Linked DNA regions of Homo sapiens: region 2 is linked to region 1. A link is a loop called in an ENCODE intact Hi-C map of the cell type or tissue named here. Cell type or tissue: CD4-positive, alpha-beta T cell. All regions are shown on one strand.

Region 1 (8,000 bases):
AGCTACTTGGGATTACAGGCAGGAGAATCGCTTGAACCCGGGAGGCGGAGGTTTCAGTGAGCTGAGGTCGCGCCATTGCATTGAACTCCCACTTGGACGACAGGAGTGACACTCAGTCTCAAAAAAAAAAAAAAAAAAAAGAAAGAAACAAAGAAAAACTGCAGGGAGAGAATCTGTAATAAAAGCAATCAGGGAATGACCCAGTGGGGGACATGAAGCTGCACCACCCAGACAACCTTCAAGGAGGATTTGTCACCCCAAAGTTTGCTGGGATAGGTGCCAGCAGAGAGCCTTTAGTTGCCAAGTCCTCACAGGGTTGTCTCAGCTGCTAAGAGCAGTCTGGCCAAAGGCCACACACTTCTGTGGTGGCTACAGTAAATGACTGGTAGACATTGGGGTACAAAGACCAGACCACTTCAGTGCAAAACAGGATAGCTCCGATTATGAAGAGGCAGTGGCCTCCTTCACTCTTCACCTTTTCCTCTGCCCATTGCTGCTCACATCTCTTCCTTGTCACTGGTGGCGATCCCAAGAGCATTCTCTAGGAAACATACTGTATGCTAAACTCCATCACAGAGTCTGCTTCCTGTAGAACCCAACCTGTGATACACCCCTTAAAGAGTGAAATAGCAATACCAAACGGTTGTATAAAGTATGGGCAAATGTGAGGGTGGAAGGATGATAAGATCAGTAGCGTATTCATCCGTGTTCTTCAGAGAAATACAATCAATAGGATATATGTGTACAAATATAAATCTACTATGTAGATTAATAAATGTATATTTATTAATATATTGATATTTATTTGTGTAAATCTATTATAATATAAATTATTAGGTAAATCTAATATAAATCTCTATATATTTATATTATAACTTATATAGATCTACTATAGTAGAAATCTACATAAATATAAATCTACTATGTAGATTTAATTATATATAGTATAAATAAATTTATATTTATTAATATAAATTCTAAATATAAATCTCACAAATCACCAGTAAAGAACTTACTCATATAACCAAATACCACCTGTTCCCCCAAAAACCTATAGAAATAAAAAATTTAAAAAAAAAATCCCTTTTGGGATATCTACAGAGTAGAAACATGAGCAGAGGGAACAACATATTCCCTGTAACATCTCTAGGCCTTTTGTTCTCTTAACCCACTGTACTTAACCATCAGTTCAGTGGCCAAATAAGAACAGTATAGTCCCCTTGAGAGGAAGAGACCAGTACTCTCTCAGGGCAAACAGCTTTCACCTTTAAAAGAGAATCGCGGTGGCTCATGCCTGTAATCCCAGCACTTTGGGAGGCCGAGGCGGGCGGATCACAAGGCCAGCAGATCGAGACCATCCTGGCTAACACGATGAAACCCCGTCTCTACTAAAAATACAAAAAATTAGCCGGGCGTGGTGGTGGGCGCCTGTAGTCCCAGCTGCTCGGGAGGCTGAGGCAGGAGAATGGCGTGAACCCGGGAGGCGGAGCTTGCAGTGAGCCGAGATCGCGCCACTGCACTCCAGCCTGGGCGACAGAGCGAGACTCCGCCTCAAAAAAAAAAAGCGAATTCCTCCAAAACCAAACACTACTCTTGGACTCCCCCCTAGGCCTATTAGTAACCAGTTTATATTTTCTTCCTAGGAAGCCATGAAATGGGACAGAATGCAGAATCACAATGAACCCAAAAGTGAGTTTCAAGGTGACAGAGAATTACCCTGACTCAGAGACAGGCTTCGGATTTCTAAGGAAATAGTTCTCTAAGGGAATGCACAAAGTATCACCCAAGTGCTTTATGGTATACTGACTTCCCTAACTTGTAAGAGAAGTTAGCAACCCTTCAGATATGTTAGAAATTTTGTAAAGTGAAGGCTGCAGTAACCAAAACAGCATGGTACTGGTGCAAAAACAGACATATAGACCAATGGACCAGAATAGAGAACTGGGAAATAAGGCCACACACCTACAACCATCTTTGTTAAGAAGTAGCAGATGCTGACAACGTTGTGGAGAAAAAGGAACACCTTTACACTGTTGGTGGGAATGTAAACTAGTTCAACCATTCTGAAAGACAGTGTGATGATTCCTCTAAATCTAGAAGCAGAATACCATTTGACCCAGCAAACCCATTACTGGATATATGCCCAAAGGAATATAAATCAATCTATTATAAAGACACATGCATGATTATGTTCACGGCAGCACTATCCACAATAGCAAAGACATGGTAACGACCTAAATGCCCATCAATGATAGACTGGATAAAGAAAATGTGGCGCATATACACCATGGAATACTATCCAGCCATAAAAAGGAATGAGATCATGTCCTTTGTAGGGACATGGATGGAGCTGGAAGACATTCTCCTCAGCAAACTAATGCAGGAACAGAAAACCACACACCATGTGTTCTCACTTGTAAGTGGGAGCTGAAAGATGAGAACATATGGACACATGGTGGGGAACAACACACATTGGGGCCTGTCTTGGGTGGATGGCGGGAGGGAGAGCATCAGGGAGAATAGCTTATGGATGCTGAGCTAAATAGCTAGGTGCTGGGTTGTTCTGTGCGGTAAACCACCATGGCACATATTTACCTACGTAACAAAACTGAGATCCTCCACATGTACCTGGGAAGCTAAAATAAAAGTTAAAGAAAAAAGTTGATGTTAGACTTCGTAAAATTCAAAACTTCTGCTCTTCAAACAACATGTTAAGAGAATGAAAAGACAAGCACCAGCTAGGAGAAAATATCTGCAAATTACACATCTTATAATGGACTTATATCCAGAATATAAAAAGAATTCTCTCAAAACCCAATACTAAGAATACAAACAACCAATTTTTTTAAATGAGTTGAACAGACCAATGAAAATATATTCAGGTGGCAAAAAAGCCATGAAAAGATATTCAACATTGTTATTCATTAGGAAAATGTAAATTAAAACCACAGTAAGATACCAGTACATACCTATTAAAATGATTGACTTAGAAATAAAAAATAAATTTTATAAAATGAAACCATTTTGATTACATTTATCTGTTTGGTCCACATCCCTAGAATTAGTAACAATATTGATATTCAAATAGTATAGTTTTCTATCATAAAAATGTAAATATAAATGGAATAAAAACAAAGAACACCTGCTAAGGTCAGTGGTAAGTGTGATGCACTTCTTGCAGATCCACCTGGAGTTCTAGCGCCTTGGTGCTGCTCCCCACAGGAGGATCCCACAGGAGATGGGCAGAGGAAAACCAGCCCAGGGGATCCTTCTGCAAATAACATAACAGATCACACTGGCAGTTGCTCCTGGATACTTCCTTATTCCTGATATCTGCAAACTCTGGGTCTAGAGTACTTTTATTGCTGCCCCCACTTTTAGGAACAGCGTATTACATAAATGTACTGGGCTCTTCTTTCTTCTGGGACTTCCTATTGTTTTATATGCCTGATTTTTGGCATATGAAACAACATATATATATATTATATATATGACGCACACACGTACACACACCTATACATATATATGCCAAAAATAAAGCATGTATATGTGTTGTTTTTTATGCCAAAATTTGCCTTATATATGTGTGTATGCATATGACTGTTTTATCTGCCACTGTGAACCAGCAACCCCTTAAAAGCCCTGTGCTAATCTTTTCCTCAATAATTAAGGAGTGTTCTGTGTATTTGTGTTTAATCTACAATTTGTGATAGCTAAACTGTTCCTGCCACTTAAGATCACAAGATTGGTTCAAACCCTAAATTCATGTCTTGTGAAAAATTAAAAGGCATCTCCAAGATTTCTAGGAGTACTCAATATAGTCATTGCCATAGCCATCTTTACTTTCAAACTCTTGCTTCTACTAAGTTAAGACAAGTAATATATTGGCACTGTTCCAAACATTGTTTACTCAAATACCGACTCCAGAGGTTTCCTTATTGTCAACACACACACACACACACACACACACACACACACACACACACACACACACCCTATTCACAGAAGGCCTTTGCTGGCATTGCTGACTTTACTGGTGCTCTGGACAGACAGTCTAGGTTGATATTGCTGCAAATTTGAAACTGAATAGTGAACACTGTCCCGTGGCACCTTCTGCCAATAATGGATGAAGTCTTGCACCATGTTTGTAATTGTCTTCTCTCTTGCTCCTCTTTCAGTTTACCTCAGTTTTTCTTCTTTGTTCTTTCCCACACCATCCTATTCATTTCTGTCGGGTCCTGGTACATTTTACATTTCCTAGTTTTTCGCTAATTATTGCCCTCTAGTGGCTTTTCAAGGTATTTTTCTAAACAAAGATTTTACACAATGAAAACACAGATGCTAGCTTTTAAGATTAATTCTTTAATTCTTTTTTTAACACTTCACTAGAAATAGACTAAGCTAGTTGTAGCACATTTTTAGATAATATTTTTGAAATGTATTTAAGTTCTTAAGGAATTATAATTATATTAAGTATTTTTCCTACATATTTTGCAAAAGTGGCTTTTCTGAAAAAAAAATTCTGTCAATGAACAATATCAAATAAAAGCATCTTCCTTTTGATTAATTAACCTGGCCACATTTCACAGTGATTCACCCTGTTTTGTGTAGTAGAAGAAATCATTTATAAAGGAGCTCTACTAAGGTTCTTGTTGTTGTTGTTTTATTTATTTAATGGAACTGGCAACTGACTTTTACTACCCATCTGTGAAATTCTGTGGACCAAAATAATCTATTTTATTCTTAATGATCAGGTGTCAGCCAGATACCTATGCACACACAAGTGTGTGATTAAAAGGAGTTTTTTTAAAAAGCTGTCCATTGTCACCTCTGAGATACATTTCAAGAAGGGTTCCCTTCCTGAGAGGGAATTCAGGGAGAAGTGCTTAGTTTTTGAAGCAGAACTTCCTATTATTTTGAATCTTGGCTTTTCACCCCTGTTTTCCAAACAATCAACAACATTCAATATCCACAGTTATAGCACACAATAGGCATTTTTGTATAAGGGATTGGTATTCAGGGTGAGCTTGGTGGGGGATGGAATATGGACACAGGTGTGCTTCACAGAGTTGATGGATGAGATACCGCCAGGCACCACATAACAACATTTCAGTCAACAACTGAACTATGTGACAGCATATACGGTGGTTGACCACATAAGATTATAATACTGCATTTTTATTGTATTTTTTTATGTTTAGATATGTTTAAATACACAGATACCACTGTGTTACAATTGCATGTGGTATTCAGGACAGTCACATGCAGTACAGGGTGGTAGCCTAGGAGCAATAAGCTATACCATATAGCCTAGGTGGGTAGTTAGTCTTTCTATCTAGGTTTGTGTAAGTACACTCTATGATGTTGGTACAACAACTAAATCACCTAATGACACATGTCTCAGAATATATCCCCACGATTAAGTGATGATGACTGTATTTTTGACAAAAAGCATCATGAGAGAAGAGCAAAGGGTCAAGGAGAGTTAATTGATCAGTCCTAACATATACTGAATGCCCCTGACTCTGTACTTTTTACTAGAAGCTTGATGTCTACAGCTTCTTGAATTATGGTTGTCAGAGTGGAGTTTGCTTACTGTGTAGTTAACTGGTTGTTACTCTCTACTGGATTTGATAAATCAGAAAAAAATTCCGCATATAAGAATTAGTTGGATTAATAGCCAAACCCTGTTTTTAAGGGTTTTGTTTGTTTGTTTGCTTTTGTTTTCTTGTTTTACGAAATCTCAAAGGAAGTACTTATGGTTAGAATGCAAGACAAGGAGTCTTTTTCTGGGATTAGTGTTTAGTTTGGCTTCATAGTTCTTAAGTCTGAAATGATTTCCTTAGCCTTCTGAAAGCCACTAAGAAGGATTGATAATTCTGTATAACCATTCTGTATTTATCAACTGCTATTTGTCTTTCAGAAAGCTGCAGGATTATAATATAACAATTCTCAGACACATGTAAAACATATATTGCTCTTCTATTTCTCACTGCAAAAATGAATTTTGTAAAGTATTTTAAACATTGGTGTCTCCATGGTAGCAGAGGAGATGATAAGTCAGAACACGAACATTGTCTTTGCATAGATAAAACTGTAGAATAAAGTAAAATGATATGTTGAACACCGAATATCTAGTTATGTCCATCATCACTGCACTCTAGGATGTGAATATAGTTGCCTTGGATTTGCTAGGAAGAATTTTAACTCACTGTTCCTGCTGTATCACATTATAGCAACTTTTCCTTCACAATCTGAATATGCTAGTTAGATAATGGACTTAAAAATTGAGGAAATGAGGTATAGTCCTCTTCTAATCCTGTTTTCTACAGGGTAAAGAAATATTAAAATAGATTCTTGCACAGATAACTGAATTAAAGGATGATATCAATTATCTGATTCAATGGATAAGCATAGGCACAGAGATATGGAGAGCTGAACATACTGTAAAATATCCTTTTGTTAACATTGCAAGCTGTTAAACCATGCTGCTTTGTTGAGTGTTCTCTCATTCTTGGGGAACAAAGCTTTGCTTTTCAGTGTTTGTACTGACAGAATGTTGGTCCATTTCCATGTGCCCTCTCATAAGTACAAATAGAACTCTTGAACAAATGTGGAATAATTATTGTGGTCTAGAGGGAAAATCATATTTACTAAGCATTTACAAGGTACTTAGGACAATCTTAGTACTTTAGCCCCAACGTGGGGATAGATCATTGTCTCCCACTTTGCATATAAAATTATGCAAATTTCATTGGTCCATGATTCTGTACTTAATATGGGATGGATATGGATTTCAGGTATTCCATTTCATGAAGAAATATTAAAGGACCTGTTATATAGGGAATTTAGAACTGCTAGAATATGGTAAGTTCTGAAAATGTTCTAAGTAACCATATAAATCAAATTAAATGTATATGTGCCTGCAATCAGATTACTTATCATTACACACTTGACTTAAGTATTAATAAACAATGAATCTTCAGGTGAGTGTTAAGAAGAATTAATACCCAGTTTATTTGATTTAAAGGTACCAAATAGCCCTCAAAAGCTATGGTGACAGGCCTGGCCAACATGGTTAAACCCCGTCTCTACTAAAAATACAAAAATTAGCCAGTCTTCATGGTGCATGCCTGTAATCTCAGCTACTCAGGAGGCTGAGGCAGGAGAATCGCTTGAACCCAGGAGGCAGAGGTTGCAGTGAGCCAAGATTGCACCACTCCGGCCTGGGTAACAGAGGAGATTGTCTCAAAAAAAAAAAAAAAAAGCTATGGTGACAGATTAGTTTACTTTCAGGATATTAGGCTGCCATTAAGTCATCAGCACTGATGTGATTTTTATGAAATGTTTATTTTTTATGTTTAAATGAATTGTCCTAGCATGTCTTTATATGATTTTCCTAGTTAAAAAAATGAAAATTACAGAAAATATCAGTACTTTAAATTTACTTTTGAGATCATTGGAAACCAAAATCAGTCTTTGTATGGTATTTTTACCCCACCTGCTTGGTTTGATTTTTGTCTATTTTATATCTCATGAATAAAAGTGTTATTTAATAACTTCTTGTCATTTTAAGAACATGACTGTAATTAATTTGCTTCACTCAGCTTCTAAGATAACCACTAGTAGAAACAGAAGAAAATAAAACTCACAACAGCCATGGTAGTATCTTGCCTGGGTCTGGGAGAATTTTCTGGAGACTGCCTGGCTGATGGAAGTAAGTGGCCAATGAGTTCAGCTGTGGGAAACAGCAAGCCATCTATAGGGGAACCTGCCCCCAATATTTCAACATAGGTTCTTTCTATTTCCCCTAAGTGTCAGCTGGCCTGAGAAATAAAGAGAAACAGTACAGAGAGAGGAATTTTACAGCTGGGCCACCAGGGGTGACATCACACATTGGTAGGTCTGTGATGGCCACCTGAGCCGCAACACCAGCAAGTTTTTATTAGGGATTCCAAAAGGGGAGGGAGTGTACGAACAGGGAGTAGGTCACAAAGATC
Region 2 (8,000 bases), 490 kb before region 1:
ACCTTAAACATTCATATTTTCTTTATGCTGGAAACATTGTAATTATTCATCACTACCTCTTTTGAAATGTACAATAGGTTACTGTTTACTATAATTACTGATTTACTTAATACGAGGGATTATTTCTTCTATCTGACTATATTTTTATACCTCACTTTATCCCTTTCTTCTCCCTACCCGCTTGTCATTTTTAATACTCTATGGGTGATCTTGTCCAGTCTCTTGTTTCAACTGCTATACAGCCCAGCCTTAATCCCCATGCTCTAGATTTATATATTCAAACTTCCGTCAACCACTTACCATCACGTTGATCCTAATAGTTTGAAATCTGAATGTGTCATCTTCCCTCTAAATGGCTCCTCTTCCTGAATTGCTGTCTAATCCTTTTCCTCTCCCACAGTTCCATATCTACCCATCCATAGTTCTAATACTTTTAATGCTTAAGTGTTTCTCCACTTTTTCTGCTCTTTTTCTTTTATCCCCACTAGCTAATTCTGGCTGGATCATCATAGCTGTTTTTACTACTCTCTCTGCCTCTAGTTTTGTCACATTTAAGCCTGTCTTCTACACCTCTGCTGCCTAAGCTATCCCTTTCCACTGCCCCTATTGGCAGCTATCTTGTAGTCATCTTCAGCTCAATGCCATTTCTCCATTTATTCCAAGATGACCACTATGATGCTGGAATTCTTGCCCAATCTCTCTCTGCCATGCTGAGTTAGGTGTCCTTCAGCTATACTCAAAGATATTATGTGAATATCTATATTATCTTAATTACCTGTTTATATATCATACCTTCCTTTGCATTTTCAATGTTACCTTGCCTACTACTCCTCACAAAATACAACTCAGGTATTACTTGTGGGTTGCTTCATTTTCCAGTAAGTTTATTTCAATAAGGAGGTAATATGGATGCTGTTAGTATCTTGGCACTTATTTTTCTTATTCTTTTCTTTTTTTAGAAGGTGTTTCACTCTTGTTGCCCAGGCTGAAGTGCAATGGCACGATCTCGGCTCACTGCAACCTCCGTCTCCCGGGTTCAAGTGATTCTTCTGCCTCAGCCTCCCGAGTAGCTGGAATTACAGGCATATGCCACCACACCCAGCTAATTTTCCATTTTTAGTAGGGACGGGGTTTTACCATGTTGGTCAGGCTGGTCTTGAACTCCTGACCTCAGGTGATCCACCTGCCTTGGTCTCCTAAAGTGCTGGGATAGCAAGCATGAACCGCTGCGTCTGGCCCATTTTTCTTATTCTTAAACATCCTACTAAACATTTTGGAGCTAGTTGTATTAGGAGGTTTATTTTCTATGTGGATGGAGCAGTTTAAAAAAGCTGAAATAAGTGAAATCTTCCAAGTGATTTAAAAAATTTTTAAGCCCATGTTTCTACCTACTAAAATTCAAAAATATTTACTATAGAAGATGACTAGTCTTCTTTATGACAGTTATTTTAATTTAAAAGGAATTAAAAGGATATAACTTTTCTTGAAACATTTGCACTTAATCATGCTGTCAATTCATTATATGATTTTGGATTACTTGCTTAATGTTTCTATTTCTTCTCTGTTAATACTAATTACTCCTAATAATTATAAGAATTGTTATTGTATCCAATTTAGAAATCCTGTTATGGAAGCTATTTTTATAGTGTATTATGATTAATGCATACAATGTCCATGTAAACTTTCAATTTTTAAATGTGACACTACTTATCTATTGAACACTTACCATGTGCTAGGCACTGTTCTTGAATGCTTTATGCATAAAAGCACATTTAATCCCATCATAGCCAATAAAGTATTATTACCTTGATTTTACAAATGAGATAACTCAGATATGCAGACATCGAGTAACTTGGCCAAGTATACGTGTTATGGATTGAATTGTGTCCTCCCAATATTCATGTGTTGAATCACTAACCCCTAATGTGACTATATTTGGAGACAGAGTTTTTAAGGAGGTTAATAAGTTAAATGAGGTCACAAGTGTGGGGCTATAATCCAATAGGACCAATGACCTTCTAAGAAGAGGAAGACACACCAGGCATGCACACGCACAGAAAAGAAGACCATGTGAGGGCACAGCAAGAAGATGGCCATCTGCAAACTAAGAGGAGAGGCCTCATTAGAACCTAACCCTGCACCATGATCATGGACTTCCAGCCTTCAGAGTTAGGAAAATAAAATTCTGTTGTTTATGCCACCAAATCTGTGGTATTCGCTTATGAAAACCATAGAAAATTATACAATACCCAACAAGCAAATAGCAGAATGGAATTAAACCCATAAAGGATGGCTTCAAAGGCAATGCTTAACCACTATACTGCCTTTAAAAATTGTCCTAACAGTTCAACTTCAATTACAGAAAGTTTATAATAATTAGATGTTAATACTTTTATGCTTAACTTTATATTTCTATTTCAAATGCTTATTTCCTTTTCAATAGTTAATATTTTCTGGACAGCAATTCTGGACTATTTTCTAAATTCTCTGTTTTCTAAATTCTTATGTCATGCCCTCTGTCATAAGAATGTTTATACCCTATGATCTTCTAAAAATAAATCCTTAAAAGATGATATGGTTTGGCTATGTGTCCTCACCCAAATCTCATGTTAAATTGTAATCCCCATTGTTGGAGGATGGACCCAGTGGAAGGTAATTGGATCGGGGGGTGGATTTTCCCCTTGCTGTTCTCACTATAGTGAGTGAGTTCTCAGGAGATCTGGTTGTTTAAAAGTGTGTAGCACTTCCCTGTTTGCCCACTGTCTCTCTGTCTCCTGCTCTGACATGGTAAGACATGTTTGCTTCCCCTTCACCTTCCACCCTGATTGTAAGTTTCTTGAGGCCTCCCAGCCATGCTTCCTGTACAGCCTATCGAGCTGTGAGTCAATTAAACCTCTTTTCTTTATAAATTACTCAGTCTCACATAGTTCTTTATAGCAGTGTGAAAATGAACTAACATAAAAACTTAGTACTAGAGGAGTTGGGCATTGCTATAAAGATACTTGAAAATGTGGAAGTGACTTTGGAACTGGATAATGGGCAGAGGTTGGAACAATTTGGAGGGATCAGAAAATGACAGGAGGGTGAGGGAAAGTGCAGAACTTCCTAGAGATTTGTTGAGTAGTTTTGACCAAAACACATATTGTAATATGGACAATGAAATCCAGCTTAAAGTGGTCTCAGATGGAGATGAGGAACTTATTGGGAACTGGAACAAAGGTCATCCTTGCTATGCTTTAGCAAAGAGACTGGCAGCATTTTGCCACTGCCCTAGAGATCTATGGAACTTTGAACTTGAGAGAGATGATTTGGGTTATCTAGCAGAGGAAATTTCTAAGCAGCAAAGCACTCAAGAGGTTATCTGGCTGCTTCTAAAATCCTATGGCCATTTGCATAAGCAAAGAGAATTTGTATTTAAAAGGGAAGAGGAGCATAAAAGTTTGGAAAATCTGCAGCCTTACCAAGTGGTAGAAAAGAAAAATCAATTTTCTGGAGGGAAATTCAAGCCTGCTACAGAAGTTGCATAAGTAAAGAGGAACAAAATATGAATAGCCAAGACAGTGGGGAAAATGTCTTCAAGATATTTCAGAGACCTTTGTGGCAGCCCCTCCCATCACAGGCCTGGAGCCTTAGGAGGGAAAAAAGGTTTCATGGGCCAGGCACAGGGCCCTGCTGGTCTATGCAGCCTCCAGACATGGTACCCTGTATCTCAGCTGCTCCAGCTCTAGCCGTGGCTAAAAGGGGTGAAGGTACAGCTTGAGTCATTACTTCATGTGTTGTTGGACCTGTGGGTATACAGAAAGCAAGAGGTGAGGTTTGGGAGCTTCCACCTGGATTTTAGAAGATGTATAGAAATTCCTGGATGTCTATTCAGAAGTTTGCTGCAGGGGCAGAGCCCTCATGGAGAACCTCTACTAGGGCAGTGCAAAGTGGAAATGTGGGGTTGGAGCCACCACTGAGTCCTCACTGGGGCACAGCCTAGTGGAGCTGTGGGAAGAAGGCCACTGTCCTCCAGACCCCAGAATGGTAGATCCAATGACAGCTTGCACCACAAACCTGGAAAAGCCATAGGCACTCAATGCCAGCTTGAGAAAGCAGCCGCAGGGGCTAGACACTGCAGAGCCACAGGGGCAGAGCTGCCCAAGGCCTTCGGAGCTCACCCCTTGCTTCAATATGGCCTAGATGAGAGACATGGAGGCAAAGGAGGTTATTTGGGAGCTTTAAGATTTAATGACTGCTCTGCTGGGTTTCAGACTTGTGTGGGGCTTGTAGCCCCTCTTTGTTTTGGCCAATTTCTCCCATTTAGAGCAGGAATATTTACCCAAAGCCTGTGCTCCCATTTTATCTTAGAAGTAACTTGTTTTTCACTTCACAGGCTCATAGGTAGAAGGGACTTGGCTTGCTTGTCTCAGACGAGACTTTGGACTTGTACTTTTGAGTTAATGCTGGGATGAGTTAAGACTCTGGGGGACTGTTGGGAAGGCATGATTGGTTTTGAAATGTAAGAAGGACATGATATTTGGGAGGGGCCACGAGTGGAATAATATGGTTTGTTTCTGTATCTCCACTCAAACCTCATGTTGAATTGAAATCTCCAGTGTTGGGGGAAGAACCTAGTGGGAGGTGATTGGATCACGGGGGCAGAATTTCACCCTGTTGATCTCATGACAGTGAGGTAGTTCTCACAAGATCTGTTTGTTTAAAAGTGTGTAGCACTTCCCCCTTAGCTCTCTTCTCTCTCTCTGTCCTGCTCTGCCATGGTAGATGTGCTTGCTTTCCCTTTGCCTTCTGCCATGATTGTAAGTTTCCTAAGGTTTTCCAGCCATGCTTCCTGTACAGCCTGCAGAACTGCTCTTTCCTTTATAAAATACCCAGTCTCAGGTAGATTTTTTGTTTTGTTTTGTTTTGTTTTGTTTTGTTTTTTTGAGATGGAGTCTCACTCTGTTGCCCAGGCTGGAGTGCAGTGGTGTGATCTTGGCTCAATGAAACCTCTGCCTACAGGATTCAAGCGATTCTCCTGCCTCAGCCTCCTGAGTAGCTGGGACTACAGGTGCATGCCACCACACCTGGCTAATTTTTTTATATTAGTAGAGACAGGGTTTCACCATGTTAGCCAGGATGGTCTTGATCTCCTGACCTCATGATCCGCCCGCCTTGGCCTTCCAAAGTGCTGGGATTACAGGCGTGAGCCACTGTGCCTGGCCAGGTAGTGTGAAAATAGACTTATACAAAATTTTACTCCATCTAATTACCGTGTCTTTTGATTGCGAATTTAATCCATTTACACTTAAGATAATTATTGACATGCAAGAACTTACTGTTGCCATTTTATTACTATTTCCTTTGTTCTCTTCTACCAATCTTGCTGTCTTCCTTTGTGATTTGTCTTCCTTTGTGATTTGTCTTCCTTTGTGATTTGTCTTCCTTTGTGATTTGTTGAATTTTTATAGTGTTATGCTTTGATTCCTTTCTTTTTATCTTTTTGGTATCTTCTAGAAGTTTTTTCTTGGTGGTTACCATGGAGTTTATGTGTAACATTTTAGGGTTATAACAGTCTATTTTAAGCTAATAACAGCTTAACTTCAATTGCATACAAAATGTCTACACTCTCACTCTGCACCCCCACCATATTTTATGCTATTTATGTCACAACTTATATCTTTTAATTTTATAAATCCATTAACAAATTGTTGTAGCTATAGTTACTTTTGATATTTTTGTCTTTTATCTTTTATGCTAGAATCACAAGTTATAGTCTTTGAAAAAAAATTAGTAGATTCAGAAATTTTTCTGAGCGAATTTTGAATTCCTCCAAATGAACTCTGTCAGTTTATTGTGAGACAGCATCAAGCTGCTCTAGGCTCTACAGTTCTGGAACACTAGTAGTTTCTTATTATCTCAGTGAATATTGTATTTAAAACTAAACCTAAAGGGGGACTTCTGTGTTATTTTCTCTTTCAGATCGTGTAGACTTCAATTGGCAGAGTTACTCAGTATTATTTACTTGGAAAATCCTCTGTAACCTAAAAGTCCTAGCTCTCCTGACACTAAGGATGACAATGGAACACTTAAATGGTAGCTGCCTATGAAGGGCTGTCCCTCTACCCCCTTGTTCCCTCTGAATCTGAAGCTATTAGCCACTTACAATCTTAATAAACTAAAATTTTTTTGGATATTTGGATTAAATTTTTCTAAAGTATTTAATGGGGAAGAATAATATACTGCATTTAAGAGTTTAAGTATACCTTTTTCATGGTCTATACCCTAGAAAACAAATTATATGACTCTTTTTAATGTGTTCTTTTCATACAATATAACAGTGAGCATCCCACCCCTCATTTCTTCCTTATGGCATGCATTTTTGAAAGCATGTAGTTTGTTTTTAATCATATATAGTGTTACTTGAAGAAACTTACTCTTTGCCTATGCTCACCTCCAGCATTTTAAATTCATAACCTTAATGCTACCTTAATGTTGGCTTTCAAAATTCCAAAGTACTGTAAAAGAGAGCAAGAAAGCAAAAAATAAAATAAAATATACAGAAATAGGGAAGGAAATGCAACCAGTTTGGAGAGAAAATAGGGCATGAGTGTGAGATATGTAATAGTAATCTCTAAGATCCAGCTGTAAAATGACATGATTGAATATACAATATACTGGTGATTGAAAATATCATATATTTCACATTAAGACAATTAAACATAGATATGGGGTTAATTTTATTTCTTTTCCTTCCAGGAGATGCATATATCTGTAGAGTTTTTATAGAAAGAAAACAGAGAGAGGAATCAATCCACACTCTAATACTCTTGTTTCTAAGTAATCTAATGACAACTCTTATAATTAAGTTTTTTTAAAAAAAGTCAATGTACTGAAATGGGAATCATGAGATCATCCAGCCATTTAACATCTCAGTTATATAAGTGAGACTTCTTCTTAAATTAATTAACCAGTGAGCGTACACACAAAAAGCACAATGAGTCAAATCTTTTCATCATGAACTTAGGTTAGCTGCATAGTTTTGAGCTTTTTGGAAACTTGCCAAAATAAGTTTTTACATATCACATTATAAGTTGGAAAAAAACTAGCATTACAGAGTAGCCTCGCTGAAATGAATTTTCAGGTAAAAACAAAGGATTAAATACAATAGTTGGTGAGGAATTTGCTGAACCTTCTTGAAATTTATTTCTTCAAATTTTTAATTCATTCATTCAATATATTTGAGTGTCCATCATTTATTAATAACCTATTAGTTCATATGTTGTTTAGCCGTATTAATTTTTTAAAATGGACTTTACTTCATTATTTGAAATATTTAAGGTGGGGTATACTAATTGGGAAGGGGATTTAAGTGTGATTACTGGGTAAAGCACTTGACTTATCAAATACAGCTCACCCAGTACACAGTGCAAATAACACACAATTAAATACTTCAATCATAGAAAGTGACTTAGATAAGCAGAGATCAGAGAAACAACTGATATGGAATTATTTGTTACACAGAAATTCTATAAGCAAATCAAACAAGGATTGATTTCCTAGTGAATATCTGCTAAGACATGGGGATAGCTTTATCATATAGAATTATTTTAATGGAAATTTCAAGATTTTAAGCTAGAACACAAGCAGAGAGGTAGCGGAAACTTCCAGGAACTTGGAACTAATAAGAGTACCTTTTGTTTATAGAATGTGTACTTTACAAAATGAGTTCACACTCATGGTTTTAACAACACTGCGAAGTAGGCATTGGGAAAGCTAAGCCAGAGATTTTAATTAGGAAGAACAGCATGGGGTAATTTGGTAGTTTTAAAATTGTATTCTAGATCAGTGCTTCTCAAGTTCACTGTGTACACATACCACCTGGGGATCTTGTCACATGGTAGAGTCTGATTCACTGAACCTGGAATGGGGCCTGAGATTTTTCAAGGCTTTCATGCTCTCAGGTGATGCAAATGGCCACTTCAAGGAGGAGCTTTGGAAGAGTCCTAGGAGTCAGAGTT

What was found. Hi-C counts contacts between places; a loop is a spot of excess contacts. Peaks named below come from ENCODE experiments on the same cell type or tissue, not always from the same donor. Only the 100,000 strongest peaks of a DNase experiment are listed, where the experiment ranks them.
Region 2: a loop joins it to region 1, with 4 times the contacts of the local background. A loop is called at or near these places in 11 of 110 quality-filtered maps.

The regions. Positions count from the first base shown.
Region 1 is chr21:14,250,064-14,258,063 of GRCh38, reverse strand. No RefSeq gene overlaps it. Among named protein-coding and RNA genes, the nearest start is that of RBM11, 38 kb to the right of the region's middle. In CD4-positive, alpha-beta T cell, CTCF peaks have their summits at 4,106 and 4,308 (motif pointing left); no DNase peak of the experiment used is centred here.
Region 2 is chr21:14,741,335-14,749,334 of GRCh38, reverse strand. It overlaps LOC124905054 (a long non-coding RNA gene), which reads left to right and starts at 4,846. Exons shown (of 2, transcript XR_007067926.1): 1 at 4,846-4,881; 2 at 5,962-6,173. In CD4-positive, alpha-beta T cell, no CTCF peak of the experiment used is centred here; no DNase peak of the experiment used is centred here.